2 separate regions of the Homo sapiens genome follow, and region 2 is linked to region 1. The links are chromatin loops, found by intact Hi-C in ENCODE. Cell type or tissue: heart left ventricle. All regions are shown on one strand. Links, peaks and the distances in the headings refer to the core of each region. The heading gives the core; the rest is flanking DNA.

Region 1 (16,267 bases), core at 4,901-12,900:
GATGCAAATAGGGCATGCTCCTCAGGAACCAGCTGGTTGCTGGGGTAACAGCTCAGCACCACCAATCCTCAGGCCCCACAGGTGGTCGCAGTTATGCCCCAGCCACCAGGAATGATTGGGCAGTATCCCTTAATCCTCCTCAAACTTGTTCCTTGCTTGCTTGGCCTCCCTTGCTTCCCACTGGGCCTGGCAGTGAGAAGAGACAGCAATAAAGTCTCCTTTGAGTGGTGATTTAAAGATAACCACACATTCCTCATCACTCTTCCTCTTCCCTAAGTCTGGCCCGTCCTCACAACTTGCTGTAATTGATAGAATGTGGGAGAGTGACACAGTGCCAGCGTCCAGTCTAGGCATGTCCTTGGAGCCTGGAGCAAGTTGGGGGGTATGGCTACCTTGCTGGTGACACCACAGGGAGAGAAATATCACCAGCCCTGCTGTCCTATTTGTCTCAGAGGCAGGCCCCAGGGCTGAGAGTGGCACTACCTTGGATCTCCAGTCCTGGTCAACTTCAGGTGGCTGAAGACACACAGATGACTCCAGGTGACACTGCCAGAAGAACCACCCAGTTGCACCCAGCCCAGTGCAGAATCTTGAACAAATAAATGTTGTGTTAAGCCACTACTTCCTGGGTGATTTGTTACTCAGCAAGAGATACCTTGAACATTTTGGGATTACCCGTGTGTGTTGACAGGAAAGGCAACTATTCTTAGTTATACCTTCAAAGCCAGGAAGGAAGTCTTGACCACCTTAAAACAAGGCCATATTTATCATATCCTTTCTGTCCTATCATATCATTTTTGTTATTAAATTTCATAGAGAAAAAAAGTTAGGAACAGTCCAGGCCTCATGGATCTACAGATCCATGCAGATCTACCAGCAAATCTACCTGCCAATCTGCTTCTGGAACACCACCTGAGCCTGAGCAACCTTCTTGGGCACCATCTAGGGGAGGGAACACCCTCAAAACCCCTTGCAGTGGTGCCAAGGCTCTGGGAGGACGGCTTCTGCTATGGCCCTGCAGTGGAAGGTACAGGGCTTAGATTCAGAGGAAGTGGGGTATGGGTCCTGAGCAATATCTGGGCAATTTGCCACTGCTCTGCATATCCCCACCTTCTCAGCTAGGACACAGGGGCTTGATGTGACCACTTACACCCCAGACAGAGCATGGCAGAAGCAGAATCACTCACAGACAGTGTTCCATTTGCACCATGACTCCCTTGTTGAGCCTGTCTCAGGGGGTCCCAGAGGCCTTGTTTCCTCCAATTCAATGGACCTGGGAATAATCAGCTCAAAGCCCATGGTTTCCAGGGGGAACAATCCTGCCCTTCCCCCAACCACAGGACAACTTGGAACGCTCAGGGGATGTTCTGATTATAGCACTGATTGGGGACAATCCTTGACCATTGATAGGCCATGGCAGGGAAGCTTGACATCTGTGATATATAGGAAAGTCCACAAATGAAGATTTCTCCTATAGACTTTGAGTAACCCTCTTGACATTCATGCAGAAAAGAGGAAACCCATTCATGAGAGCCTGGAAGCTAAGTCCAATTTATGTGGAAACACAAGGTGTGTATTTTCTCCATGCTAATGCACAATGAATGTTTAAAGGGTGTGCAAATTGGCTGAAGAGTGTTTTCTTTCATTAAAAACCCTACCAACAGTTGGGATGTTAGGAATCCCATCACCATGGGCAGTGCCTCTCCTGGATATTACAGCCCATCTGTGTCTGTCTATGCTGATCCTTGTCCCCTGCATGTTGAGTCTTCGCATATACAAACAGGTGCTTATCTAGCGTTTATTTCAAGCGTCAAATATAAAGGATTATTATCTTCTCTGAAATTCACACTGATTCAAAGAAGAGGTGTAATACTAGAATTTGTCTCAGTGTGCTATAAATTGCTTTCCTCTGATTTTTCCTTTAATTATAAAGCATTAAGTTGATTTGAGGGGGTACACATAGTATAGCTCATCTATGAATTTCATTTTAAAATAGTAGAGATCATTCCAAAATACTTGTTGTAAAAGCAGGATGCTTGATGGGATAGAGGTAAGAAGAACAGCTCTAAGGCCTTGCTACTCCAAGCATGGCCTCACACCAGCAGCAGAGCTGGCTGGAAATGTAGGATTGCAGGCCTGCCCCAGACATCCTGAATCAGAATCTGCATTTGAGCAGGTTCCCACGTGAACGGTCTGCTCCTGAAGTTTTGGGGAGGGCTGCTCTAAGACTCCTGGGCCCAGCTGAAGGAGACTACCTAGGCCCATCATGCACGGTCCTCCATCCTTGGCCCCACAGTGAGTTGAAAGATGCCTGGCTCCTGGAGGTGCATGGGGCAAGACCTGCCCTGCCAATGGGAGTTGCACTCAACCAAAACCAAACTACTAGGAGATGCAGGTACTGGCTAGAGCTGTCTTGGAAGAGCCTCAGCAACAACTGCCATGGAGGGCTAAAGAAAAATTCCCTTGGCAAGGTCAGCCCCCGATAGCCAAGGTTTTCTTGAATAGAAACATGAGAGGCTTGGGAACCCAGCTTGGAAACTGCCTATGTTGCTTCCACACTCCAGCAGTTGAGAGGCTGGGGCTCAACTTCACCCTACCGCTCCCTGGTTTCAGGGCCTTCTCAAGCTCCTCAGCTGTGCTGTCAGGTAAGAGCATTGTCGCTCTCATCCAGGGTCACATAAGCACATGGAGGGGCCATATGAGGTGCCTGGCCCACAGCGGGTGCTCAGACAACGCTCTGGACAGCTGTGGTTTGGGGAGGGTTTTCAGGCACTGTGCACAGGTGCAAATGGGACCATCTGAGGCCCACTCCAGTGGGGATGAGGCAGCTGGGATCCCCATTCTCTGAAGCCTCTCTGTGAGGCCTGGAGGAGGATGCCAGGTGCTTGCACATGTCCCAGTCTGCCCTTCTTGGCCCTTCTTTGTTTCCCTGATCCTGTCTAGGGCCTAGCAGGGCCTGCAGCCAGTGCAGACTCTCGATCATGCCCCTGAGCCCAGGCAAAAGTGCCTTCAGAGCATACCCAGCTTGGAAACTGCCTATGTGGCTTCCACACTCCAACAGTTGGGTGTAAGGCAGGTGGGAAATAAACCCATTTGTCCACCATGTGCTGAGCATCTGTCCTGAGCCACATTCCAAGGAGAATGAATTGAATGTGTGGTCCCTGCCTCTCACACTGTCCTCTTGAAGGAAGGCCCATGCCAAGGCACAAGTGCAATGTGCCACAAGCTCACAAGAGTATTCAGGGGTTGAGAACAGGAAAAAGCTGCATTGCCACTGATGAGGGAGGTGGGTATTGCAGGGGAAGGCCCTGGAGCTGGCTTTGAAGGACAGCATAGAGACACAGGCAGAGGCTGGTGGGAGAGCACAGGCTCCAGAGGAAAGACACCCATGCTACAGCCTCTGCCCCATTGCCGATTGTGGAGCATGCTGGAGTTCTCCACTGCCCTCTGGATCCCCGTCCACCTTTGTCCAGCCTGCTCAGCCCTGGAGGCACCTTCCTGTTCCTGACCCCCTGGCTTCTGGTGGGTGGCACCAAGGGCAATAGCAGCAGGAGATCCAAAGTGGGGAGGGGAGAGGGCCTGAGGAGTGTACCATCCTGGCTCCCTCCCAGCTGCCTCCTGGTTTGTCAGGAGCTGAGTCCCTCTCTGCAGACCCCTGATGGTGACACCTCTCCCAAAGCTGCAGCTAACGCATGGTGCATTCCAGGAACCTCCCCTCTCCTTGTCCCTTAAGGTCTAGGATGGAAACAGCATCCCATGGGTACTTGTCATTGGATGTGTCACCTCCCTCATTGTCCCTTAGGCTTGCCCACACCCCTGCATTAATGCTGCACAGAGTCACTGTTGGAGTGGCCCCTCAAACTGTGACCACTGAATCTAATATTTCCAAGCTCTATGACCTTGAGCTAACAGTGACAATTATTGTGTATAATTAGAGCCATATGTCAACATAAAAGCAGGACATTCGCTGGAGCCTGTGTTACAGGTTTTAGCATCTTTCTTTTGGTAACTTAGTCCTCACTATGAGCCTGAGACTGGTGCACTCCTGCCTCCTCCATGTCGCAGATGAGGAAAGCAGGCACAGAAGGAGGTTGTCAGCCTGTAAGTAAGGGAGCCACTGGAACCGGAGTCGGTCCATTTCCAGAGCTCGGCTCTTACCCTGGTCATCTCTGGGAGCCACAGTGTCCCCAAGCTGTTTTGGAGATTCTGAAGCAGGATGCAGGGAGAGGCTCTCAAAGGAGACCTCCAACAGGAGCTGCTGGGCAAGTGAAATCGGGGCTCGGGGAGAAGCAGAGACTCTCGAGAAATCAGGCAGTGTTCATAGAGATATGAGAGTCATGAGAACTACACTTTCCTGAGAGGAAGGCAGGAAGGGGCTGAAGGCAGAGTGCAGAGAAACAGGGACACCAAAGTGAAAGGAGACGGAAGGGAACTCTCAGACTGGTCAGGGAAAGAACTGGGGAGACTTCCCAAGTGCCACCTGCCTGCCAGTGAACGCTCATAAGAACATTCCACTGAGGGAAGAGGGTGTCAATCTCCTTTCATAAATGAGGAAACCCATGTTCAGAATGGCTCGGGAACTTGCCCAAAACCTCAGCCTCAAACTGCAGAGTCAAAATCCAACCCTAGGCTCATCTGATGCCACAGACTCTTCAGGGAGATTGACAGCAGGAAGGGGCCTCAGAAACCGAGAAAGGGGAAATTCAGTGATGTCAATGATGGCCACAGTGTATTTTAGCAGAGTCCAAGGGAAACACAGCTTGCTCACTTTGCCCACAGTCACAGGTAAATAATCCCTGACTCACAATGCACTTTTCCACCAAGGTGGTACTTTGTCTAGCATCTTCCGCCCGTCTGTGGTCGGGGTGTGCTCCCATCCCAGACATGACCTTATCTGTTTTCTTACCTCTGGATTTCCGCTTGTTAAACACAGACTGCCAGACGATGACCAGCATGAAGAGCAGAATGCTGAGGATCCCCACGCAGCACACGAGGACAGCATACACATAGAGATCTGAAAGGCAAGGACAGACACGTGAGTCAGCCTTCTGGGGGCCGCAGCAGAAGTGCGCTGGCAAGAGAACAATCAGAATTGGAATATTTGAAATCCCAGTGCTACAGTCAACAAGGCAGTGTGGTATTGGTGCAAGGACAGACACAGATCAATGAAACAGAACAGAGAGCCCAGAAATAGACCCACACAGGCATGCTCAGTTGATTTTTGACAAAAGTGCAAAAGTAATTCAACGGCGGAAGGACAGTTTCTTCAATCAATGGTGCTGGGTCAATGGGACTTCCACTGGCAGAAAATAAAACTAAAATAAACCTCACCTTTTATTCAAAAATTAACTCAAAATGAACCACAAACCTAAATGTAAAATGTAAGCTAGAAGACTTCAGAAAAAACCCACAAGAAAAATCTTTGGGATCTAAGAATAGACAGAGTTCTTAGACTTGACACAAGAGGCACCGTCTATATTAGTAAAACTTGACATACTATACTTGACTTTACCAAAATTAAAAACTGATGTTCTGTAAACAAACATATAAAGAGGATAAAAAGTCAAACAGACTGGGAGAAAATATTTGTAAACCACATATCCAACAAAGGACTACTATCCAGACTCTAAAGAACTCTAAAAACTCAACAGCAAAAACCACACAATCCTGTTGGAGAAATGAAAAAAAAAAAAATACAGACATTTCACTAAAGAGAATGTACAGGTGGCAAACAATCCCATGAGAAAATGTTTGACTTCTATCGCTGTTAGAGAAATGCAAAATGCAACTACAGTAAAATATCCCTCATGCCTTTCAGGGTGGCTAAAATAAAAAATAGTGACATCCCCAAATGCTGGCAAGGATACAGATAAACTGGGTCACTCAGACGTGGCTGGTGGGAATGTAAAGAGGCTCAGCCACTCTAGAATAGAGCTTTACAGTTTCTCAAAGGAGACACCTGTAACAACCATTCAGCCCAGAAATTGCATTCCTTGCATTTGTCCCAGAAAAATGACAGCTTAAGTTCACATGGAAAACTGTACATGTATGTTGGGTAGCCAAAAACTGGAAACAGACCGGATATCCTTCAGCAAGTGAATAGTTAAACAAAGTGTGGTACATCCACACCACAGCATCCTCAGAAATAAAAAGAACAAACTATCGACACACACACCAACCTGGATGAATCTCCAGAGAAGTACGCTGAGTGAAAAAAAAAAAAAAATCCCAAAAGGTTACATTCTTGATATGACATTCTTCATCAATGTAACATTCTTGATATGACAAAATTATAGAAATAGAGAACAGATGAGTGGTTGCCAGCAGTTAAGAAGGGGGTGGTGGTGAGAAGAAAATGGGTTTGGCTACAAGGGCCACTTATAATGACAGAAATATTCTGTATCTTGACTGTATGGATGTTAATATCCTGTTTGTGATATTGTTTTATGGTTTTGCAAAATGCTATCATTGGGAGACATTAGGTAAAGGAAACAAACTGGTACAAGGGATCTCTGTGTATGATTTTTTAGAAATTGATTTTTTCTTTCTTGCCCTGTGGCCCAGGCTGGAGCGCAGTGGCATAATCTTGGCTCACTGCAACCTTCTCCTCTCAGGTTCAAGCATTTCTCCAACCTCAGCCTCCTGAGTAGCTGGGGCTACAGGTCCACGCCGCCACACCCAGCTAATTTTTGTATTTTTGGTAGAGACAGGGTTTCACCATGTTGGCCAGGTTGGTCTTGAACTCCTGACTTCAGGTGATCCCCCCACCTCCACCTCCCAAAGTGCTGGGATTACAGGCATGAGCCACTGTGCCTGGCCAGAAATGGATATTAATCTACAATAATCTCAAAATAAAAAGTTGTCTAAGTTGAACAGTTAAACCATGTTCATGTACATACATCTCTTTTAGAGATAAGGTCTCACTCCGTCACCCAGGCTGGAGTGCAGTGATAAAATCACAGCTCACTGCAGCCTTGAACTCCTGGGCTCAGGAGACCTTTCCGCCTCAGCCTCCTGAGTAGCTAAAATTACAGGCATGAGACTCAGTGCCCAGCTACATATACTTACATTTCTTAAACTCTAATAATCAACGTTATCATTAGTCTGATCAATACAATGCCAAGCTGCTCAGAAAGTGAAAAGGGAAGCCAAAAGCATTATTCTAACCATCTTTGAAGAAAAATGCCACAGGCATTTATTTGAACTTAGCAAAAATGTTTCTCTGTTGACTTAACTTTCTACAACCAACAGACATTTACTATCAGCCATGGTCAGTACTTTCCTGAGTCCAAGAAAGATAAAAATGCACACACAAAGGCTTTCTCTTCAAGAAATAGAGGACCACTTAGTAAGTGTAACAATAAGAACGTGTGTCCAATACCAGGAACACTCAGAGACACCCAGCCCAGCCTGGGGAGGCTGAGAGAAGCTTCCAAGAGGGCTAGAGTTCTGCACCGAGTTGTATTTAAAATAACAAAAAATACAAAAATGTATAGAAAAAAAAGCCATCGGCCATCCTGTCACCCTGAGATAACTACTATTAATAAATATTTGGTATACTTTATGATGAATATGCATATATTTTTAAATTGAGATCATATACTTTCACATCTTTTTTCAATTTCTCTCATTTTCTCAATAAATTCTTTTCAAAAATGATTCAGAATCATTTTGAAAAATATGATAAAAGTTTATCATATTAATATATCAGCAATGATTTAACAATCTCTTACTATTGGCTACTCAAAGTGTTTCTACCTGTTCCCCATCATAAATAATTCTGTGGTGAGCATTCATGAACTTAAACCTTAGTACAACTTTCACAATATGTTCTCAAGATTAAGTTCCTAGAAGTGGAATAGCTGAGTCAACAGGAAAAGAACATTTGTAAAGCCCTTGTGGCGTGGAGAAGCAGTTAGTTAAGTGCTTAAGCTGAAAAAGCAAGCCTACTGGGAGTAGCAGGTGGCTGGCTCCCAGGGAGAGCCTGGAGAAGCAGGTCAGGCTTATGGTTAATGAGAAGAAAGGGGGCATGAAATGGAATCAGACATTCAGGTTCCTTTTGACTCTCCCCTCCCTGGCCTAGGCCCCAGGGAAGCCCAGCAGAACCTCTGCCCCTGGAGTCTATGAGATCTTCCTGTGTTCTTAAGGCAGTCAGCATTTTTGCCTAAGCTAGTTTGAATAGATTTCTGCTCTTGGCAATTTAGATGTCTGGACTGAAAATAAAATAAGTAGAAAGTGCCTTAGGGCAAGGTAGCAGGTGAAGGGTGCATCTGCACTAACATTTAAGGAGAGAGGGGCAGGTGTGTGGAAGGGAGTCTCCTACAAAGGATCAGAGCTAGTCATGGATGCAGAGGAGGGCTGGGGCGAGAGTTCTGGAAGCCCAGAAGAAAGCACTGTAAGAAGGATGCCTTAATAGCATCAACTGCTGGAAAACATCCACTCTGTTTTGCTCCTAGGAAGCTACTGGGAAAGTCTTGGAGGAAAGCCCTGTCAGTAGGCTGGTGGGGGCAGAGTCAGGTTAGAGAGGTCCAGAAGCTGATGGAATGTGAGGAGCTTGAGAAAGTTCTCACATAGCTAAAAATCAAAACTGCCTTTCTAGTAAATGCCTGTGTCTCTGATGTGTGGGCTCTGTAGATTAACAGGGTGGAGAACTCTGTGAGGGGTCAGAATTAGGAGAGAGGCTGCAGCATCCATTTAAACAGTGTGAAACTCAGCAACAGGACTCTTGGATTCTGGACAAGACACTTCATGACGAACTCAGGGACAGAGCAAAGTTCACAGACCAGGATTTGTGGCAGGATCCCAGGGCACAGGATGGCCACAACCCAGCAAACCCACGGCCAGTCCTGCCTTTCCACATTGGTCAGCAAACTACTCCAGAACAGGATGGCAGAGCCCTTGCTGGCAGGAGAAGATGGTGAACAACACAGTCAGGCTGCCAGGCCGACAGAACCTCAGGCAGGTGAACACAGCACCTGCCTGGAAGGGACTATGCAAATGTGGTCCCCAGACCAAAAGGCAGAGAAACTTGCCTTTAGTCTTATTCATGGAGTGGAGAGAAAAATTGTCTTACAAAAGCTTCCATGCCCATGGAGCACAGCAGCTGATCCACAAGCTCACCTCTTCATCTGAGCTCTTTCCTTCGCTTCAGAACAGCAGGAACCCAGGAGGGACAAGGTTGCAGGTAAGAACCGCAGTAGGCATCTCTCCCCAAGTGTCCCTAGCAGCATGCTGCAGACATTTGGGGCACACTCTGCCCAGGCAGGAGGTCAGGGGCTTCAAAAGGCCCAAGCTACAGTTTCAGTTCACAGCTTCCTCAACATGGCTCAAAGGGGGCTCCCCACAGGCAGCCAGGGCTACAGAATCAGAAAACATCTGGCGACTCTGGAAGGCTCAGCTGGCCGCCAAACACACAGGCCTCCAGTTATGGACACCAGCCAGCGGGCACCTCCTGCCTGCGTGTGGCTCCCCACACACACAAGACCGGTCATGGCCACTCTCTGTTTTGTTCTTGAAGCTACAGATCTGTAAAAAGTGCTGCCTTGCAGGAGAAGAAAAGCTCAGAAAGACCACCTGAGTTCCCCTTGATTGAGCAGCAACCAGTATGCCTATGTTCCGAATTTTTTTCCCTTCTGTTACAAGCATTCCTTTTGTTGCATAAAGATAACCACCCTGCTGTGTCCACTCAAAACATGAAAACCCCCCTCCCTGGCTGTTCTCTGCAAACAACAGTTAAACTCTGAGCCATTGAAGCCAGGGTCACAAATTCCTACGACTGCAGAGTCACCTTCCTGTCATGTCAGCTAATGCAAAGCCCTGCCGCACTCAGTTCCAGGGCACTGCTCTCAGGCTGGAATGCCCGCCCAGTGGTGCCAGATCTTCCAATTCATCCTTTACCTTTTTATGTAAAAATCTCTCTATAAAATGTTGGCTCAAAAGTTTTAAAACTCAGACTAGGCCAAATAATGCTGGTTGAAAGGTTGAAGCCAGACCTTTCAACAAAGGCTTGAGTTTAACAAAATATCTGCAATTAATCAAATCTGGAGTTCACTTTTAAAATACCACATATGGTCAGGCATGGTGGCTCATGCCTGTAATCCTAACACTGTGGGAGGCCGAGGCAGACCAATCACCTGAGGTCGGGAGTTCGAAACCAGCCTTGTCAACATGGTGAAACAAATTAGTACAAATTTTTGTACTAAAAATACAAAAATTAGCCAGGTGTGGTGGCACATGCCTGTAATCCCAGCTACTTGGGAGGCTGAGGCAGGAGAACTGCTTGAACCCAGGAGGCGGAGGTTGCAATGAGCCAAAATCATGCCATTGCACTCCATCCTGGACAACAAGAGCAAAACTCCATCAAAAACAAAAGGAAAAGAAAAAAAAACACATATAGCTGCACACCCACAATAATTCTAAAAATCATGTTACATTCCCTTTCTCTTAAATCATTTACAGTTTTGTCTTTTGCCATTGAACTTCCAAAGGCATCACTGCCATTTTTAGACTCAACTGCAAGCTGCCATGTAGAAAATGCCCAGGCCTCCCTGAAGCAGATGGCAGGGCTGGCAGGCTGGAGCAGCTGCCCATGCAGAGACAGGCCAAGACTGGGGTGCATAATGTCAGCATGCCAGCTCCCGCCCTCCCAAACAGCCCCACCAAGCCAGGGCCAGGCAGATGGCACCTGTTGCCCAGCAACCCTGATCCCAGCAGGGGTATATTCAGTGCTCCTTTGAAAAAGAGTGACCCCAGTGCCCCTCAGCAGAGTCCAGGAACCCCGCTCTCCCCTGCTTTCTGAATCAAGAAAGTAAGCTTCAGTCTTGTACATTTCCAGGGCAAATGGAAAAGTCAGGAGATAGCAGTTTGAGACATAAGGCTGTGTATTTCTATTTTTTAATCCAGCCTGTAATACCATCTTGCTCAGGGTGAAATACCTGAGTGATAGCCCCAAAGGATTTTAACTCACTCCAGCATCTCACAAAGAGGCCTGACAATCAATGCCTCTTTTGTGCAGTGGGCTCACAGCCAGGATGAACTAAGCCCCAGGAGGATGGATATCCATCCACAACCCCTACTGTAGCTCTCTCGTCCAGGAACAAAAGGGCAAAAGGCCTGGGATCATGCGCCAGGGAGTTTCAACTGTACCTCTAACCTCGCCAAAGCTACGGCTGGGTTAAAAAAGCAAAGCACGGAGACGCTGCTGCTGCCGAAATCATAGGAAAAGATTGGTCTGTAAACAGCTGCTCTGAGGCAGGCACTACACATAGCGAGAATGCCAGTTCTGCTTTTGGATGAGGCCTGATTCTCTCTGTTGAGAAGAGAGCACATACTGGGCTACAGATTTCATGTAGAGAGTTAGGTCGGGAGTAACCCTGACATTCTATAGCTGCACATGAATTATGAGATACTGTTAATTGCACAAAGGGTTTCAGAAATGCTGATTATGCTGTGGGGTATGTTGGGTCTAAATGCCACAATCTTTCCAAATATATGGTCTTGTTTTTGCACCATGGCATTTTCAAAGTATGGTCCTCAGACCACTTGCATAGGAATCACCTGTGGCCCTGAAAGTTCTCTGATCCCTTCCTAATGTTATAACCAGAACCTCAGGGGCTGGAGCCTGAAGTCTCCCTGGAAGATTCTGATGCATCTGATGATACATAAGGCTCCAGCTGTCACATCCCTAGTGATCTACCCTTGCCACAGCCAGGCCCTCTCCATATCCCAACCCATCACAGTGCCTGGTCACAGGGCAGCTCCAGAGACATGGGGCAAACATCAATGGGGTTGCCTCAATTTTACTAAATAGTAATGAGAAAGGTAAACCTTGCCCTTACTACTGCTTCACTCTATGAGAAGTAAAGTCATTTTCATTTCTTTGCCAATGCCAATGAGTAGGCATTCTCTTAATGAGAGGCTGAGTGGGAGAAATGGGGATTATTTTACTAGGAGGCAGTCATCAAATAAAGAAAAAGGCAACTACAAAAATGCAGAGAAACATCAGGAAATACAAAGAATCACTGTTGGATTCTCATGAGTGCAATCTCATAAACAAAATATTTATGACTACAAAACAAAACAATTAATCCTAGAGGCCTATGTGGGTGACACCTTATGGTCTGCAAACGATGTTCACAATAAAAGTTACATTTTCCTAAGACAGAATGTGTTTCAGTCTACTGCTTTATAACTAGGCATTGGAAGGGGTGAGCTTGAAAGCAAGTACTTGCTCCCTAAGGATGGCCCTCCTTCTGCCAGATCATACAATGGGTTAACAAAGGGTGACAGTAAGGCCTCAAGACATGTGCCTCTCCTTAGAGACTTTTGGCTAGATCATTCCTCATCAATAAATGTTGTACCATCACCAGACATAATCTTTACAAAGTTCCTGACCACCTTTGAACATTAATCAGCCTTTCACTGATCCAAAGCTCTGCCAGAGAACTCACAAAGTGCATTCTTTAATTGCTTATGATCATAATCCTCACCCACTTTATGATAATAATTTCTCCGAACTTTCCTTACTCCAAGACAGGGTTTTCCAACCTCAGCACTCTGGATACTTGGAGCCAAAATTCTTTGTCATGGGGACTATCCTGTGTATTGTAGGATTGGCATCATCCTTGGCCCCTGCCACTAGATGCCAGGAGTACCCCCAAAAGCTGTGACAACCAAAGATACATGCAGACATTGGCAACTGTACCCTGGAGTAGCAAAAGTCACCCACTGTTGAGAACCCCTGCCCTAAGGCCCAAACCTGAATGTGCATCAGAATTGCCTGGATGTCTTGTTAAACCCCGGATTTCTTGGGCACCATCCCTAGAATTTCTGATTCTATAAGCTAGGGCAGGGCACAGCCATGTGCATTTGGAACAAGCTCCCAGGTGATGCATATGCTGCCGGTCTGCAATCACACTTTGGGAACCACTGTTCCAAGGCCATGGTTCTCAGCCTGGCTGCATGCTGCAATCATCTGGGGAGCTTTTAACAACTTCCAATTAAATCAGAATCTCTAGAGATGTGGTCCAGGCATTCATGTTCTTAACATTCCATGAGTGATTCTAGCATGGGTTGAAAATTACTTGGTTAAGGATTGCAAACTGTTTCTAGAACCCCAAACTCCTTAAGCAACCTGAAATAAAATGTAGTCACAGTAGAGGTACTTATCATTTTTATATCACTTGAAGATTCGTCCCTAATATCACCTGGGAGTAGGAATTCTGGAGCAAAACAAAACAAACAAAAATTATGTGGACTGGTGCTTTAACTTCCACTCTTTCAAAACTGTGGGCTGATACTGTCAGGGATTTCCATCTCACTTTGAGTAAGTTTAGACCAAGAAAACAACTTAAAAACTAAGAAGTTAGGGTCCTTTCTTTATATTCTGTTTCCTTCCTATTGTCTAAAAGTGAGGCTGCATCTTATCGTGGGGTGGGGGAAAGGGGGAGGGATGGCATTAGGAGATATACCTAATGTAAATGACGAGTTAATGGGTGCAGCACACCAATGTGGCACATGCATATATATGTAACAAACCTGCACGTTGTGCACATGTACCCTAGAACTTAAAGTATAATTTAAAAAAAAAGAAAAAGAAAAAGCAACTATAGAGCAATAAAAAAAAGAAATATACAAGCTTTACCTTCAAAAAATGCCCAAGTCTCTTTTGTTTTCTCAAAGGATGACTCTTCAGAAGCTTTGAGGGAAATGACTGAAAGACAAAAAAGAAACAGCACAGTATGAAAAAATAATGCCACATGGTACACATGGCACTTACATTTACAAAGCAATTTCTACATTTGCAAAACCACATTTAGTTGTCAAAACTCACATGTTAGGGAGGGGTGCAAGGACTTTACCTAACAGTTGGGAAACAAGGGGCACAGGAGAGGTTGAAGTTAAGTCATCCATGTTTAAAAGCCAGTAAATGGCAAGCTCAGGATGCAGTTCAGTAAAAGCCCCACTTGCCCCATAGACTTGAAAAATAAGAAGTTCCCAGTGGCAAACCCAATAATTAATACATGATTTATTTTACCATTTTAGTGGGAATCTTTCTAAAATGTAGTGTACTTGTCCCAGTATTCCTGGATAGAGGAACCTGAAGTCATCAGATGACTCAAGGTTAGTGCTCTGAGCACCATTCTCCATGCAAGACAGACCCACAGAGCCACAGGCATCTAATTGTGAGAACATTTTGTCTTCTTTCAGGTAATGGTAGATCACTGAATTCATTTTGCCTGCTTTCAACAGGCAGGGAAACAGAATTGAGTTACACTGTGTGAAACTTTGAACATCACATTAAAGGAGTCTGGGCCCACGGAAAGTTTCCATGTACAGGGGTAACATCATCATAGGTAAAGATCTAGAAAACAGACTGATGAAAAATGTAAAATATCACGGAATGAGATTATTGTTCAATAGAACCTTCTGAAGTTATTGAAATGTTCTATATCTGCACTGTCCAATACAGCAGCCACTGGACACATGTGGCTACTGAATACTTTAAATGCAGCCAGTCTTACCAAATAACTGAATTTTTACTTTTATTTAAGTTTAATTAATTTACCCAGCTACATGTGCTCAGGGGTTACCACAACGAAGAGCTCTAGACAAGAGAATCTAGGACCAGAATTGAATGGAGATAGAATCAACAAAAGAGACAAGAAATACGGCAAAGATGGCCTAGAACTTAAATTCGATTTACTGCCTCTCCCACAAACTTTTGTATTATTATTGTCATGATCTCAATTCTGAATTTTCCTTCCTTTTGTCTCTCTGGGCCTTGCACTGGATATTTCCTATTGACATATCTTCCAAATCATTAATTTTCTCTTCATCTGTGTTTAACCTTCTGTACAACCCTTCTATTAAGTTCTTAATTGCATTTATTCTTTTTATTCAGTTCTATATTATTTGTTTAATTCTTTTGTAGATATCTCAGTTCTCTAATGAATTTCTCTAGGTTGTCATCTAATTCTGCGACCATATCAATCATATTATTTTAATGTCTATGCCTGATAAACTTTCATATTTGCACTTCCCATAGACTCCTTTCTGTTATCTGTTTTTGCTTTAGATCTTGTCTGTTGGAATGCCTGATAACTTTTTTCTAATTGAATGCCAGACATTGTATATAGAAAATCTTGGTGACTCTAGATAAAATTTTGGTTCCCTGATAGGAAGTTAGAGTAGGGGGATGGTCACTTTAATCCAATCAGGGTTTGAACTGTTGAGAGGCTTTCAGTTTTTATAGAATCCGCTCTATTTCTGGTTTGCCCTTACTCAGGGTTCATTCGGTCCTTCAGGGTTCCCCAGCAAAAATCCTGGGGTATTTACCACAACCTCCCAATTTTTATCTCACTGTTAGAACTGCCAAAAACTAACTCACCTCCTAAACATACTGGTTGTCACTTTCTCCATAGCTTCTCTCAACTAGCACTGCTTAAGTATGAGTGAGTTTCTTAGAGTTAAACGTCTCCAGCAATTGGGCTCACTTTGCTGCTTTTCTCTGTGATCTAACTACCTATCTAGTCCTTCAGATAACAATTAAGATAGTTGGATATATATGCACATATATATAATTATATATGTTATATATGTATATATATACATATGTAATATATATGTATATATACATATGTAATATATATGTGTATATATACATATGTAATATATATGTGTATATACACATGTAATATATGTATATATACATATATATGTAATTATATAATACAAATATATTTATGAAATGTAGATATGTGAATCAGAAAGCAGAAGTGCTGATAGACTTTATTTTCAGTTTTCCTAATTGTTCTCAGGAGGAGGGCTTTGCTCTGCTGAGAGGTTGCCTTGATCACAGAACTCCTTTGCCATTAGAACTTAAATTATTTAAAAAGTAGTGGCTATATCTTCTACCTCTGTATTCCTATCACTGGGCACATTGCCTGGCAGCTGATAGGTGCTTGGTAAAATATATGAATTATATATTTCTTTCTGACTTCCTCCCAAAGGAAGCAACCTGGACCTCCAGGAAGGAGCTCTTAGTGAATATCTGACCTTGCATGTGATCTAAGATACATCAGACAATTTGTCCATCACACCCAACCTCCTTGACCTGCTCAATACCCATAGCCCCTGTAATCTACTGACTGCCAGATTCCCCCTTCAAACACTTAAAATAAGAAACAGAGTGCATGTGGTTATTGTGAGCCCTGAGATTGAAAGAGCCAGTGGATTTTGTGGGTGGCCATGTTGGAAAACAAGTGAG
Region 2 (16,267 bases), core at 4,418-12,417, 77 kb after region 1:
TAAGGGGAATTTTGAAGCAGAGTTGGGGTCTCTTCCAAAATCAAAAGTTGCTTCCTTTCTGGGATTGTTCCCCTAAATTCTAGCCACTATGACAACATCAAGCCCCAACCTCTGTCTTCCTAGCACAGTAAGATTGTCACATCCTGCTTAAACTCTCTTGCCCTGTATGCAGTGTAAATGGGAACAGGTCCTCAGAAGTCGATCTAAATAAATGTGGAGCTCACCTACCTACTTCTTTTCTTTTAAGGGCCAATTACTCACTGGATCCTCCTTTGAAGCCAAGGTCTAGTGTCTTTTGGCAGCTCTGGTAAACTGTGTTCTCTTGTCTGATCTGTCCTTTTTGTGCTCTGTCTGCTCCCTCCTCCTAGAACACCTATTAAACGAGCACTAGAACTCCTGGATCTTCCCTCCGCATCTCTCAACTTCCATTTCACAGAATTACCTATTGTCTTTCTGCAACTCGCTTTGTGAAACAGAAAACTGATTTCACAAAATCCAGACAACCAAATGGCTGAACACGTTAGCACCTTGTTTGTCTCCATAGACTTCCTGACCCTCCTTCTACTCAGCCGCAGCTCTGTGCACAGCAATGTCCTTACTTACCCATCCCAGCTTGCCATGTGATTTCATGCTTCCAGGCATTGGCATGCCAGGTGCCAGACACCCTGCCAGGTGCCAGATGCCCTGTCTGCTTTTCTGACCAACAAACTCCTTTGTGTCCAGACAGAGATGTTGCTCTGCTGGCCACTGTGATTTTCTCTTTTTCCTGGGATCCAACAGCACCCTGTTCACACCTCAAAAGTAGCACTCACTTACCCTGTTTGCCTGTGGTTTCCTCTGTTAAGGCCACATCTATGTCTTCCTTGTTTTTTCCCATGGTGTCTCATACCATACTTTAGAAGAGGGAACATTTATAGAGCACCTACACATTTTGGACACTATTCCAAGTGTTTTACATGCAATAACTCTTTGGCAAGTCATAGCAACCCCCTAGGGCCATCATGGTCATTACAAACGAGAAAACTAAGATGAAGTTGAGTCACTTGTCAGGGGTTGCGCACAGATAGTAAGCAATTGGCCAGGAGGAATTAGACCTTAGCCAGCTGGATTAGGCCCACACTCTGAACTGTGAGAAGGAACGATTCCATCCACAAAGGGGCACACTGATCATAATGGTGGGTTGTTAGAGTGCATGCAGCTGTGTCTACAAAAGCTAGGCTACGAGTGCAGATATAATTTACATGAGTAAAGTATCCACAGGGTATAACAGGTGCTTGCCACCATCCCCTGAGAAGGTTTTCTCCTGTTCCATTGTGTCTTATTTTCCTTTTGAGACTGACCATTTCCTTATGTTTGTCAGTGCCACTTCCATCCGGACAGAAGGAACCCAGGTCAAGGCTGACAGGAGGAGCAGGAGCCGTCAATGAGAGCAGACCTCAGAAGCCAACGGAGGTGAGAAGAGCACCATCCACAGCCCCATCCTCTGAATGCTGTGGGAAGAAGTCCACAAAATACCACCCCTTGGAGTCAGTCAGTAGTAGAGCCCTTGCTGCTGGCTGCAAATACCCCATCAGAACATGTTTGGGGTGATTCTTGGACCTGGTTTCAATTTCTTTTCTGCCAGTCAGCAGTTGTGCTTGACTCACAATTTGTTGCCATCTCTTGAATTAAACTCAGGAAACAGGATAAAGATCAGAACCACATTGTAAAAGCTTCCTTATGGTTCATTTTTTGCTGAGATAAATAATGAGCAGCTCTGATCCATGTCTCTGGAGAGCTCAGAGCACACTACCAGGAGCTCCTAGCCACAGGGTGAGCACAGGTGGCTGGTGTTCTCTTGATGAGGAAAGACAGCAGTGTCCAATCTACCCTGCCTTACACGGAGCCCCAGGTGCTCTCCCGGACTGTGTTGCTACCTAAAGCACATGGCAATTGCATGATGCTAACCAGAGCAGCCCCTCACTCATTAGAAACATCTGCTTTGCATTATTTACACAGGCAAAGTTTTCCTTTTTACTGAGCCTACCCAGTTCAAACTTAAGTGGGATTTGCCAGCTATCTGGCTAATTTTATGAGCAATAATAAAGATTGGTGAACACTTGGTTTTTGCATAATTATAATCAATTTTATGTTAAACTTAGCTTAAAAGAAATTTATCTTCATGAGAAAAATAGACAGACTTTAGTGAGGACCAATCTACAAAATGCCTGACCAGAGTTCTTCAAAACTGTCAAGGTCATCAAAATCAAGGAAAGTTTCAGAGATTGTCACAACCAAGAGGAGCCTAAGGCAATGCTGTGACTAAATGTCATGTGGTGGTCTGGATGGGGTCTTGGACCGGGAAAAGGATACTAGATAAAAACAGGAAATCCAAATAATGTGTAGATTTTAGTCAATAATAATGTATCAATATTGGCTCATTAAATTGTGACAAATGTGCCATACCAATGAAAGATGTTAATAACAGGGGAGGCTAGGTGTGGAGCATTCGAGAACTCTCTCAACTATGCTCTCAACTTTTGGGTGAGTCTAAAACTGTTCTAAAATAAAAACTTTATTTAAAAATATATAAAGAGGCTGGGCACAGTGGCTCATGCCTGTAATCCCAGCACTTTGGGAGGTCAGGACAAGAGGATTTCTTGAGCCCAGGAGTTGGAGACCAGCCTCGGTCACATGATAAAACTCTGTTTCTACAACACATACAAAAATTAGTGGCACACGCCTGTAGTCTCAGCTAGTCAAGCGGATGAAGTGTGAGGATCATCTGAGCCTGGCAAGGTCAAGGCTGCAGTGAATAGTGATTGTGAAAATGAAATCCAGCCAGGCGACAGAGTGAGACCCTGTCTAAAAAAAAAAAAAAAAAAAAAAACTATACATATACATATGTAAATTAAGAATGAAACAGAAACTTCCATAATCTCATCTTCTGAATTTTGGAATTGTGTAAAAGTTGCCTCAAACCAATGATAAGTAATAGCTCATGTTTACCAAGTGCTGACAACATGTCAGTGTGCTAAGAACTTTACACACGTTACTTGTTTAATTCTCACAAAGATCCTATGGAGTAGGTACAACCATTAGCCTACTGCACAGATGTAGAAACTGAGGCATAGCACCATTAAATAATTTGTCCAGCTCAGAAAGCAGCATTTGGTTATAGAGCTCATGTACTCTACCACTGCTCTGTACTGCACAGAGCAGGGCCACAAATGAAAAGACAGTCATGAGTCCGTTAAAATTCCAGGATAGTGAACACTGGGACATAGAATATGCTGCTAAGGGGGGCTGGGACATTCAAGGCCTGAGTGACTTCTCTGCATCTGTATACAGAGCCTGGGAGATGTGCCACTCATTTGTCATCTGATGATAATCTACTCATGAAAAATCATATTCTTTGAAGGATGATTAATTAATTTGACAAATCCGAGATTAAGACAAATGACTTAGAAGGGAAAGAATCAGTCATAGCCTGCACCTGGCCCGGTATGGACTTCCTGTCGCAGGCCACTACCCCTTCTGCCTGCATCTTCAGGTCTGCCCAGTTCAGCCTCTTTCTGTCTAAGCAGCCAACCTGCACACTCCATCTCAGGGGAAAGGAGCCTCCAAGCTGGCTCTCCCCATCTTCTCTCATAAATCCCAGAGCATGTTCTAGAATAATCTTTGACACGTGCTTTTAACCCTGATTTGCAGGTTTGAACACCTGTAGAAAGGTGAGGTTCACTCTCTCCAAATGCAGCCCATCCTTGCCTCCCCAATAGCCTAGGAGACCCAAGACCCAGTTGCAGAGCTCTCTAAGGCCATTGCTCCTCAGGCTCTCCACATCCAATGACTCCCGAACCTGGGGTTGTTCTGAACTCCCTCTGCCTCCCTGACAGATCGATCCACCAGCAAGTGCTGGCATCTCTTCCCCTAAGGTCCATCCCAACCCCACCCTCACCCCCAATTCTCTGCCTCTTTGCTGCCAGCACTCCACCTGGGCCATGCTCACTTCCTGCTTGGACTGCAGCATGGATGCTGCAGGGACTCTAGAGGCTGCAGAGGGATGCTAGCATGCCGTGACTCGTTTGAAAGTCACAATAGTGCTGATATTTTTATTTCCAACTGCCTAGCTTGTCTGCCTCTCAGCTGTTTTCCAGCTTTGATGATGGAAAGGTTGCATCTTCAGGCTCTGTTCAGCTCAGTATCCCTCTGTCTAAGCAACCCTGCCTGCTTAGAAAGGAGTATTATTAACTCCTCCAAACCTGCATTTATTTCCTAAAATTGCATGATACGTGTACTTTCAACACACAGAGAAGGACACCCATACATACACATATTTATGTATTAATTTGTATAGATTCAATTTAAACACACTTTTAACTATATAGATTGATATATATATAGATGATTTTTAATTTGTTGACCTTGCCAGATAACCCTGTCCCATCTCACCTTCCCCTCCTTCCCGTACTGAATCCTGGAGGCCCTAAACCATATCCACTTCATTAGAACCTGGCTGGCTGCAGCCATCTGCGACCTGCTTCCCTGTGCAGGTTGACTCTTCCTCCTGACATTTGAGAACAATTTGTCCCCTTCCCTTAGGGCATGATGTTCTCCATGCTGCGGTGGGCTGTGTTGGGGGAAGCTGTATGTGTCCTAGGGTCCCAGAACTTACAAGGCTGGGAGGATGGGGCTTAGTCCAGACTCTGGCCTCTGCTAGCATACTGTCAAACCACAGGGTGAGGCAACCATGCTGGAATGGCCCTGACTCATGAGGCTACACTGCAGACCCAATGGCTTGTTAGGACTCCTTTCAGTCACTTCCAAGAGCTACTGCCCATTGGACCCTGCATCCCCAGGAGCTACTCTTATGGAGAAGAGCTGTTGAGGGGGGCTTCAAAGAGCTTCCAATAGGACTAGAAGGACATCCAGAAGGAAGATATTGAGCTTGGGTTTGGAGTGTAAGCCAGAGAGACCTCAATGTCAGGGCCTCCTGCCCATCTGCCTCCCAGATGATGTCAGCGTTTATGACCCAAGGAGAGGACACTGGCCTTCAGCATAATTCTCTCTGTTTTTCACTTGGGAAACCTTGTGTGGGGCTAAAACAAAACCAGAGTCCAGTGGTGGTGTTGGGAAAATATGTCATGAGGTGGGGTCGGGGAGAGAACACTGAGGTTTTGCTGTGTGTACAGAAGATAAAACGATGGCTGAAATTCCAGGAGCATTCACCTTCAGTTCACAAGTGTTTCTGCCGTTCACAAACTAGATGTCTTAATTAAAATGCTGCTGAAGGAAGCAAATCAATTAGCAGATCCCATACAAGATGGTTTATTTTATCCTACACACAGAAAATTGCTTATGAGTATCACATTACCGCTCTTGGTTATCAGTTAACAAAGGCTGCTAATGAACAGCATCGTTATCAAGTTGGGTAAGAGACGCCCTGGGAGTCCAGGCAAATCATGACAACACAGCACTTTGTTCTGAAATATAGCTCATCTTTCATCACACACAAGGAGGGTAGCCCAGTCCGAGAGATTTCCTGGAAAGTGGAAAGGCAAAGAATATTCCGTGATGTGATCCCAGAAATACAGGGTTAATATTACAAGGGAGAGAAATGCTCACGGGGCCTTAGCCTGATGGCAATTGTAGAATGTCATGGCTTTCCTCAGCCTCCACCAGTCATGTCTTCTATGCAACAGCCATGTACATTGTAATAATAACCACAAAATAATTGTATAAGGAGAAAAATAATAACTGACATTCATGGCCCTCTGCAAGGCACAGCATCTGCTTTCTCATTTGGTCCTTCGTTGGTTCCATCCTTTGAAGGTCTGAGAGCAGCAGGCCCATTCCATGAACACCAAAGCCCTTCCTACCACGCCAGCCCAGACTGCCATTTCCCCTCCAGAAGGCCAGTGTTCATCATCGATAGGGCTAGAGACCATCCCGGAGTCCCCATGTTTCAGGACTCCCGAATCTTCACATAGTCCATCTTTAAGAAGGGATCTCCTGGCAGCTAAGAGGGTGAAGCTAATCGTTCTACAAAGTAGTGCCTAACTGTTGATAAGATGGCAGTGTGTAGGAAGCTGTGTGTTGGGTCGGATTCCCCTTTTCATGAGCCATTTTCTGTGGTAGGTTCCACGGACATGGACACCATGGCCTCATGGAAGCATGAACAGCTCCAACACAGGGTGAAGCTTTTGGTGTCCACCTTCTTCCACTGCAGGCTAAATTGCTCAATCCTTCCTCTGTGCAGTCCGTTTCTTCCAGAAGAGGCATGATATTTTCCTTCAGGACAGAGGCACTGTATATTCTATTCCTTCTATTATTTGCCTCCAATATTCAGTCCATGTGAAAGTTCATTACCAGCCTTGGGTGTTTGAATGCAGAACATCCTGAGATGTTAACCATGGGCTGTTTTCCACGGGGCTAGAACCCCTCTTCACGTCACTGCTCACCTACAGCTCAATCACCTGTGCATCTCTGGAAAGGAAGAGAACCATCTGGAAGACTTATTGAGAGAGCAACTATACTCTAATGATTGCATGTGTTTATGCAATTCACACAATTAAACAGGTATAAAAGCTCATCAGCAAAGCCTGCAAGGTGGGCCACTTCCTTGTGCAACATAGAAAGGAACTGAAGGCCAGTGGCTTCTGGGTAAAGGGGAGAGCTCAACCTGGAAGTTGTTTTCTGCCTGCCAAACCCAAGGCAAACAAAACTTCATCCACTTTGATGACAAAAAGAGAAGTCATTCCTCGAGGTTAATAGGCATATTTTGGGAAACTTTTCACTTTCTGTAGTTGGTGAATTTGCACAGATCTGGCCAGATGCTACGAGGAACAAGATAGATAGACCTATGAGAATAGAACTGGAAAATAATGCCTTCACATCTGAACTACGAGCTGTTACAGAGGGTGAGACTTCTCTGTGCTTGGTGTACCAGCTTTGATGAAAGGGAAGGGCAGCATAGGTGTCTAAAAAAGGGGAAACATGGAAGAGAAGATGAGTCAACAAACCAGACTCAGAAACAATAGAATGTGGACTGAAAGTAGGATGCAGACCCTGCGAAGGGCCTCACTTATACCTCCATGCCTTGAGACCAAATTCACACCCTCACTGTAGTTTCACATAGACATCTAGAATATAATAGAATGGTATATATGCTTACATTGAATGATGCAAAATTGTGTATGACTTTCCATTGTGTATATTCAGTCACAGTCTCCTGACAGCTAAGATCTCCTCATGAGAGATGGGGCAGCAACAGCAGGAAGGCGGGACAGAGTGAAGCATCTTTGGGACAAGCCACGTCAAAGGCCATAAAACAGACAGCACATATTTGACTACCCCATATTTGAGGACCAAGGACACACGTAATGGTCAGGGATATAGAGCTTGATGGCAGTAGAACCAACGTTAAAGACAAGAAAGACATTGGAAACCAGCAAGATATGGTGAGAGGAAGTGGTGAGAAAAGTAAAGGGAGGGATTCCAAGCAAGGGCCTCAAATGCCGTCAGGGGTTTTTTTCTCCTTCAAAAGATGGAAGGTTCAGAAGAAAATGGGGTTTAGAGGCCCAGAGGCTGAGCAGAGGGTTCATCCTTCCTAGTGCCTTTAACAAGCCCTGAATTAAAAGGCCCCTTCAGGTGTTGATAAGGAAGGGATCTAAAGAAGCTGGAGTTAGCCAGGTTTGCACTTGAGATATCAATGCCCAGAGTAGATGGGCAGCCCAAGAGAGCAGCCTCCTCCCACCCCTGGCTGCCCTGAGCAGAAGAAGGGGCACTGCTGAGCTACCTTATGGATGAAGTTGTTCTCTGACAGGTAGCGATACCTCTGCAGATGGGTGTGTCACCAGCCACCAGAGAGCCAGGCACGATCTGGAGAAAATGAGATAAGGCTGGCAGAGTCTAGGGCAGCATCTGCTGGCTGGACTAGTAGGTGAATTAGGCTGCATGGTACTCCGGGCTGGCATCATGAGAAAGAGCAAGAGCATGTTGCATACCATGTGATTTAGTGGCTACTTAACCCAAATCTTTGACCACATCCTCCAAGAATCACATAGACCAACAAGGAAAGAAGAAGAACAAAAAGAAACAAAAGTAAAACTAATAATGAGGATTCCTATACATTCTGGTTAGCCCCAGGGTTCATCTGGTTAGGATACATTTATGCCTGCTAATACTGAAAAAAATCTTTGGCAAAATCCAACACACATTTCTGATTTTTAAAACTCAGTAAAATAGGAACTGATGAATGCTCCTTAACATGATAAGATATGTGTGCTTCAGCCCTAGAGCCAGCATGTTACTTGATGGACACCACTAGTGGATTTCCCATCAAAGTCTGGCAGACGCATGTTGTATGCACACTTTTTCCACTATTATTTAACATTGGTGTTTTTAGCCAATGCAATCAGAGAGGAGAAGACAATTAAAGGCATATGAATTGGGAAAGAAGATCTGTATTTTGGCAGGTGACATAATATCATAAAAACTCAAGGGACGGAGAAGAAAACAGAGACAAAGAATAAAAGCATTCAACAAGGCAACCCCTATAATGCTAACATAATCCCCCAAAATCAAAATACAATCAATGACCAGGTAGGAGACATAATGGCAAAAACTCCATTTTGAAAGCAGCAAAGGCAGAATACTTAGGAATAAATATAACAAAAAATATGACAATCTTATAAGAGTAAAATCTGAAAACTCTCCTGAAACACACAAAAACAGAAACACACAAAATCAGATAATTTTTTATGAAAAAATTATCTCTTTTCCATGGAGAGCCACTTAACATCGTAAAGAAGTAAATCATCTTTAACTTAATATGTAAATATAATGCAACCCCAATTTAAATACCAGGATGTTTGCTTCTTTTTTTTTTTCTGTGTGTTGTTTTTATTTTCTTTGCTTTGGTCTATACAAAAGCCCAATAACCAAAAACACAAAGCAATCATCATAAAATTCTCCACTGGGACCTCCCCCAGCTCCCGCACCATGAAAGATTTTTGTTTCTGTGGAAAGATTCTGAAGTTGATTCTAAAGTTCATACGGAAAAATAAATATGAAAGAATAGCTGGAATAAAATAGCAAGAATGTCCCCTGCAAAGGAAGCACAACGTGTGTGCGGGTGGAGGGAACCAGCCCCACCAGAAGGTAGAGCACACCAGGAAGCCTCTCTAGGCTCAGCCTCTCCAGGAAGCTCTCAGCACATGAATAACCGCAAATACCAATGGAGAATAAAGCCTAGAAATACCCTAGTACGCACAGAAATTTAGAACATTATAAAAGAGGCAAATGAAACACTGGGGAAATAGGGTGGTTTTAAAAAATAGTATCGGAATAATTCAATTGCCATTTGGGAAAAAGAAAAAATTGGATCTTAACTCATACCACACACCAGAATAAATGACAAATGGATCAGACATCTAAGTAAACAATAAAACCATCCAAGTGCTGGGAAAAGTATATATGCACAGATATATACATCTATATGTAAACATCTTCTAATTTTATTTTAAAAAGTGTGTCTATATAAAAGTGTTTTTAATTAAATATATTTTTGTAAAAGTATCACAGAAAGAATAAACCAGGAACTATTGAAAATAGCAACTTCAAAGCAGTAGGTAGGAACACGGTAGAGTGGACAGTTACAAGAGAAACACTTCTCTGAGTTTATCTGTTTACATAGTTTATCTCTGAATCGTGTACATGACACACGATTCAGAGATAAACTGTGTAAAGAAAACTATGTAAATTAAAATTTTAAAAGATTAAAACAGGAAATAGTAAAATATAATACACACTAAAACAAGTGTTTCTGACTCTCTATCCAATTGATAGCATAACCACACAGAGAATATAATTAATTTCATTTGAACACAATACTCTGGCTGTGCACACCTAGAGGGCTAAATTCTAAGGGTAAAAGCCACTGCAAAGAAATATGCAAGTTTACTGAGTGGGTCTATAGCTGCATAGTGCTCTAATTTCTGGAGGCATTTTGTGTGTATTATAGAATAGAGAAAATGAGTAAAAATATTATGTGGTGGAAAAGCAGGGTTTTTACTTTGGAGAAGGCAATCTAGACACATGGATTAGGGAAAGCTTAGGAAAAGTCTTATGATATTGAGTGTGTAATTTAAATGCACGTTTCGTGACTCTGCCCATTGAAAGGGCCTAGAAGCAATGACACCTCAGTAGCCCTGAGCACACATTGTGCCCAGATCTTAGTTTCTAAAAATGATTCCACAGTAAAAATTAAAATAAAAGAGAGAGAGAGTGAGAGAGAGACAGAGAGAGTGAGAGAGAGACAGAGAGAGAAACAGGGACCCTTGGGAAAATTAGACCCTTGTGCTACCCTTGGGAGCAGGTCAAGGTGAGCCTGAGATATTGTGTTGTCAGAAGTCTAGCATGTGCTCAAAGACTAATGGGTTCTGTCTAAAGGGCACAGAGGCCACCAAGAAGTGACTTGCACTAGCCAAATTTGCAACAATTTGGGCTTCAGAAAGAATCATGATGGCAATGGATTAAAATGCCTTGAAGTCCACAGTAATAATCCTCAACAAAAGAAGGAGAAAGGGGAGATAGAATAAAAAGGCTTCCTTGTGGATGAATGTCAGCTATTAAATATAGAAGAAATGCTGGAATTAGAAAGTCAATATTTTGTAATCACCAATGGCAAAAACTGCTTGAAGCAGGATCATGAATAGGTATAAAATCATTAGGTGAGGAATTGTTGGGGGTCGGGATATTCACATAGTGTCAAAGTGCCACCCCTCGTATTATTCATTTCAGAGGGGAAAATTCTAATTTCTACAAATGTAGAAATCTAGTGGTCACTCCCTTAACCAAGCAAACGAAGCATCACCAACAGTGATGCAATACAACAAAAGATACACAACATCACTTCATGGTATTTCTGACCAAAAACTTCAATCTGAATCTACTCAGGAGAAAACGATCAGACAAATCCAGAAAATGGGACATTGTATAAGACAACGGGGCTTAGGGACTTCTCAATTAACAATGCCATAAGGATAAAAAGCAGAGGGGCTGTTCAATACTGAAAGAGACTTAAAAAAAAGACAAAATAAATACAAATATTTTTTCTGGATTGGAAAATAGCACAATAAAAAATAGAGCAATAAAAGATACTTCTGAAATAACCAGAGAAATTTAAATATGGACTGTATAATAGATGATATTAAATTAGCATTAATTTTCTTAGGAGTGGTCACTGTATTGTGATTATACACAATAGGAAACACAATGGTGCTGTATTCAGGGGTGAAATATCATGATATCTACACTAATTTGCAAGTAGATCAGTCAAAAAAGGCTTATGTACACAGAGATAAAGCAAAGGGGGCACCGTGTCAGTGAGTGACCCTAGGTGAAGGGTGTATATATTTTGATTGTCCCGTTCTTTCAACTTTTCTTTGGATTTGAAAATTTTTCATAAAGCAGGAGAGTGAGGTCAAGAGATTGCCCCAGGCCTGTGTGACCATCCTGGGCTGGTCAGACAGGGAGCAAATTCTCAGTGGGTTTGGCACATGCAAGGGGCATGAGGTGAGGAAAAGCCAAGCTGGGGAATGTGGATTGTGAAATGATGATTCTCAAAACCCTGGTGAAGATGCCTTCATTCCTAGGAGTCTTCATCCATAGGCTCATTCAATCAGGGGTCCGAGATCCTGTCCCCTTCTGTAGACCGGCCCTCCACATACAGGCTTCGTCCTCTCCGAGACCCCAAAGCAGCACTGAGATGCAAATACCCAGCCAAACTGATAGCATGATGACATGAAGAGATGTTTGGGAATTTTTTTCATCAAATGGACTAAATTGGCTAATTATTAGATTGGACACTATCATAGGATAGGTCTTGGAGAATGAAAAAAAGTTTACCTATCCTGTTAAAACCATTTTCTCAGCTCTAACTGGGCAAATGCCCCACAGCTTCATGTTAAATCTTGCCAAGTACCATCATGTCCCAAGGTGATGCTGATTCCTGGTCTCACAGCTGTCCTGGCATGAGGGCTCCTGGCCATGCCATGGTTGCCCGTCCCACGTGGCCAGGGGAGGGAGAGGTCATGCCGAAAACCCATGCAGCCCCATGGGGCAGAGACTGCCTGTCCTCCTTTTAAGACAAGTGATCACTCTTACAACTCACCTTTTGGAGAAATTGTGGTTTCGCCTGCAAAACAAGATAAAAGGGTGTTCATTGCCTAAGCCTTAGAAGCCAGAAAGACAATGCAAAACTTGCTGCAAGAGAGTGGCTTGCTTGTCATTAGCTTGCTCTTTTGGGTCTGACTTCCTCATGACTCAGCCTGACTCCATCTAGTGTTAGTTTTGGAAACTCGAATCCTGCTTCTCCTCTCTGAAAGTCCCTCTATTTGCAGAGGAGCTCTGTTACGATACCTGCCAAGAACAGCTCCCTGCACGTGGTGAGGGCGATGTATTAATTATCAGGGGTATAAACTCCCATCCAGCCATTGCCTCCCAGCCTCCCTCTCTCCTGGCCTTTATTTCTTGCCTCCCTCACCCACTTGCTTCCTCTAGCATCCCTTCATGTTTTCTCATGAACTTCGCTTTCAGAAAGTTCATTGTTGAATAACTATTGGAGCCATCTTTCCTGGATTATGGAAAATGCCTTCTATAGCCCTGATAGCTCAAAATAACCCAGAACTTCCAAAAAACACATATAACAGAGACGCTCCTCTTAGATGATCATGCATAAGAACATAAAAAGCACAGTGACTGCTCATTCAGCAGTGTTTTCAAATGGGTCTGTGTTGTATTGCTCACAGCAGCATCATCCCACACAGATGTATGTGTGTCAGAGTCCATCATGAATGGCCACATGCACATACACACACATATACACAGGCAATAAATGCACACACACATATAGACAGGCAATACATGCACACACACACATATGCGTGCGCACACACACAACAGGATTAAGGATCGAGCTTTGTGAAATTTCATTCTATGTGAAGTCCGTGGCTAAGATGTCCCTGAAGCATGGTCTGCTTCAAGGTCTGGCGATTTGCAAAGCAAAGTGCCTTAACTCAAAGTCCCCCTCAATGTGTGCCAGGAATTCAGATGGTCAAGGTAGCGTCCCTGTGCTGGGGGGAGCTCTAGTACTTTAGAGCCTTCCCCGTGGTGAGAAGGTCACTGTGCTAGAATCTCCACATGTTTCAATATTCCTGACCACAGGGGCTGAGCTGGCCACAGCAGTCTGTGTCCTCTGCCTGGGTACCTAAGCACCCAGCAGAGGGCCCCTGAGGCCACATGGTGCCAGGGTCTTCGCCATGGCCAACACAGCCCATCCATTCAAAACAGACTCCTCCTGCACTCCTCACCACAGATGCTACCGCTACCTGGACCCACAAAGGCAACAAAGGTTCTAGGAAGTCAATCCTTCTCACCCTTCCAGACTCCATCCATGGCCTCCTCATGTCCTCCAAGAGCCCTGTGTGAAAACCCTTATAATGGCCAGTCCACCCTGATTCCATGGTGGGAGATGCTGACTCAGCGCCCAACCCACAGCCATCTGAGTGCTGCCCTTGGGTCAGCGGGGACTGGGACACCCTCCTGGCCAGGTGCCGCAGCTGCACACTTAGGAGAACCTGTGATTGTGCCAACCCCCCTAGGGCTAGAAGAACACAGAGCTGCCCGGGGCAAAGGCCTCTTAGGGCGGGGGGAAGGGAGGGGTGTGAAGAGCTGGCCAGCATGGAACTCTACTCTCCCGCATCAGTGGATTTGGGGGCACTGGGAGCAGTTCGGCATGTTTCTTCTATAAAAAGGAATGTGACAACTTCAGCCAATGTGGGTCTGGGTGTGTGAATATGTGCATGTGTGTGTGTGTGTGTGAGAGAGAGAGAGAGAGAGAGAGATGGGACATATGGCATCTCTGGTCCCTCAACCTGAAATATCCCCAATTCGACCACACATTTCCAAAACCCCCTGAAGCTGGTTACATGCCCTAGATGCAGAGAACGTGACATGGCCAGCAAGAGGAGTGCTGTGTGGCCACCGGGGCCTGGACACTTCACAGGCCCACTCAATCTAAGTTGACCACACATCCCTATTTCCCTAGGACAGTCCAGGCTCACACCTATCATCCTGGTGCAACTTTTACAGAGCCTCTTCTCACTCTCACAAAGTGCTGTCTTGGATGATAAGTTATATATCCTGTCTTCTCCAGCCCAGGACCCAGTGGACTGACACAAACTTGGGGTGGGGGGATGACATGGGAGGGGACAGAGAGAAGGAGAGTGAGAGTCAGAAACAGAAGGAGAGATGGGGTGCTGGGAGACAGAGTTGATGAAATGTGCTTTAATGCTTCACAATCAGAAACCACTGCTGAAAACTAGAATATCTGTAGGAGGAGAAATCCTCAAAAAAAGTGAACTTCTCAAGAAAATCCATGTCCAGCTCATCCCAAGCGCATGACTCCATGAGGGCTGATGAGTCATGACCCGCAGCCACAATGCACCATGCGTTCATCCCTCATGCAGCCATTAATCCATCCGCTCCTTCAATAGACACTACTTGGAAGTTACCCAGTCCCTGGTCCCATGGAAGAACTGGAGGGTGAGACTGGGCTCTGGGTACTTTCTAAAAGCCACTAACCCTGTGTCAACCCAGACCTCTGTCCTAAATGCCAGCCACTTACTAGACATCTCCTCTACATGGAAGTGTCCAGAAACTTTCGGCTCACCATGTTCAAAAAAATATCATCTCACCCAGCTCACTGCCCAAAGCTGCTCCCCCACCAACTTCCCAAAGGGCACCTGCTCAGAGAAAACTCTGAGCTGTTCTAGATTCTTTTCTCTCCTCCAGTGGCTGTCTCAGTCCCTCATCCCAGGTCCCTGGGCCAGCTCCTCCTTAACTTTGTTCCCATCTTTCATTTTTTCCATTGCCTCCACCTGGACTTACTCCAGCAGGGCTTTGCACCAGGCCTGAGTCTCTGTCCGGGCTTCCAGCACATCTTCCTGGCTGCAGCTGGGCCCTCCTCCATGCCACCATATAACAAAAAATATTCTCTCTCTCCCCTGCTTAGAACCCATCTGTAGGTGACCAGAAGTTTCAGGACAGATTTCAGACTCCTTTGCTTAACACAAGCCCCTCTGACTGTACATGCATAGAAACTACCTATCTCTCCAGCGCTTCCTTCCATATCGTCACATGAAACACTTGCTTCTGCCACACTGCATGTTTGTCAGCGGCAGGTTTTACCCATGATGCCTACATATACTAGGGTTCCCTCTGCATTCATGAGCTTCTCTTAGTCCTTCCGCACGTAGCCTGAGGCTCCCCTGCACCTCCTAGTGGCTATGCAGCCCTCTGCACCCCCAAGACACAAGGCAACACATGCTTAGCCTGCCATAGACCTCCCGGGACCCCCACCCCCACTGTGCAGCCACCACCTGGGACCTGCCTGTCTCCCCTGTAGACTGGGGGAGATTGTCCTACTTCTCTCTCCTTGACCCCCAGCACCTAGCCCATGGCCTCATGTTCAGTTATTTATTCATTCATTCAACACATATGCAAGTATCCACTTTGTCCCTGGCACTGTGCTAAGTGCTGTGCTACAGAAGTGAAAAGGAAGACCCTACCCGCCCGGAGCTTACATTTTAGAAAAAAACCCATGCAAAATAGACAAATCAATATATCGTATAGCATCAACTAGTGCAAAGAATTATAAAGAAAACTAAAGCCAAGCAAAGAGAAGAGAATGGTGGCTGGAGTCGAGAGGGGATTGTACCTTAAATAGGCCCTCCATGATGCAGTGGTGACACTGAAGCAGGGATTTGAAGGAAAAGAGGGTCGAGGCTTGCAGCTTTCTGGCAAAGAGCATTCCAATTACAGAAAACAGCAAGTGCAAAGGTCCCAAGGCAGGACCGTCCCTGAGGACGTGGGCTCTGTGCAGAAGAGCAGGGTACCTTGATGCCAGCAGGGAAGCCCAGAAACCTGGGACAAACCACGTGTGACCTCCCAAGTGACAGGGGCTGGAGGCCTCATTCTGAAAGTCAGGGGTATGCACTGAAGGGGTCTGAGTGGGGGTGGAACAGGATCTAATCCAGGCTATGCAGAGGCGAGCCCTACTCCCTTTGACGGCTGTAGCCTGTGGCCCTCACTCTTGTGACACCTGCCCACTGGTCCAGAGGAGGAGAGAGTGTAAGGAGGGGACCACGAGGTGCATTCTAGTCACCTAGAAAGCATGCCAGAGTGCAGAGAAGGCTGGGGATGACAGGCAAGGGAGTGGCACGGT

What was found. Hi-C counts contacts between places; a loop is a spot of excess contacts. Peaks named below come from ENCODE experiments on the same cell type or tissue, not always from the same donor. Only the 100,000 strongest peaks of a DNase experiment are listed, where the experiment ranks them.
Region 2: a loop joins it to region 1, with 9 times the contacts of the local background. A loop is called at or near these places in 4 of 110 quality-filtered maps.

What each region holds. Positions count from the first base shown.
Region 1 is chr10:49,072,313-49,088,579 of GRCh38, forward strand. It overlaps VSTM4 (V-set and transmembrane domain containing 4), which reads right to left. Exons shown (of 8, transcript NM_001031746.5): 3 at 13,643-13,711; 4 at 4,907-5,014. Among named protein-coding and RNA genes, the nearest start is that of VSTM4, 35 kb to the right of the region's middle. In heart left ventricle, for the core only: no CTCF peak of the experiment used is centred there; DNase peaks (open chromatin) are centred at 9,419, 10,650 and 11,114; H3K27ac peaks cover 2,308 bases.
Region 2 is chr10:49,149,445-49,165,711 of GRCh38, forward strand. TMEM273 (transmembrane protein 273) reads right to left here. Exons shown (of 7, transcript NM_001288740.3): 5 at 15,761-15,839; 6 at 12,155-12,178; 7 at 5,292-6,465. The coding sequence ends at 6,448. FAM170B-AS1 (FAM170B antisense RNA 1) reads left to right here. Exons shown (of 6, transcript NR_038973.1): 6 at 1,361-2,103. Among named protein-coding and RNA genes, the nearest start is that of FAM170B, 24 kb to the left of the region's middle. In heart left ventricle, for the core only: a CTCF peak has its summit at 12,331; no DNase peak of the experiment used is centred there.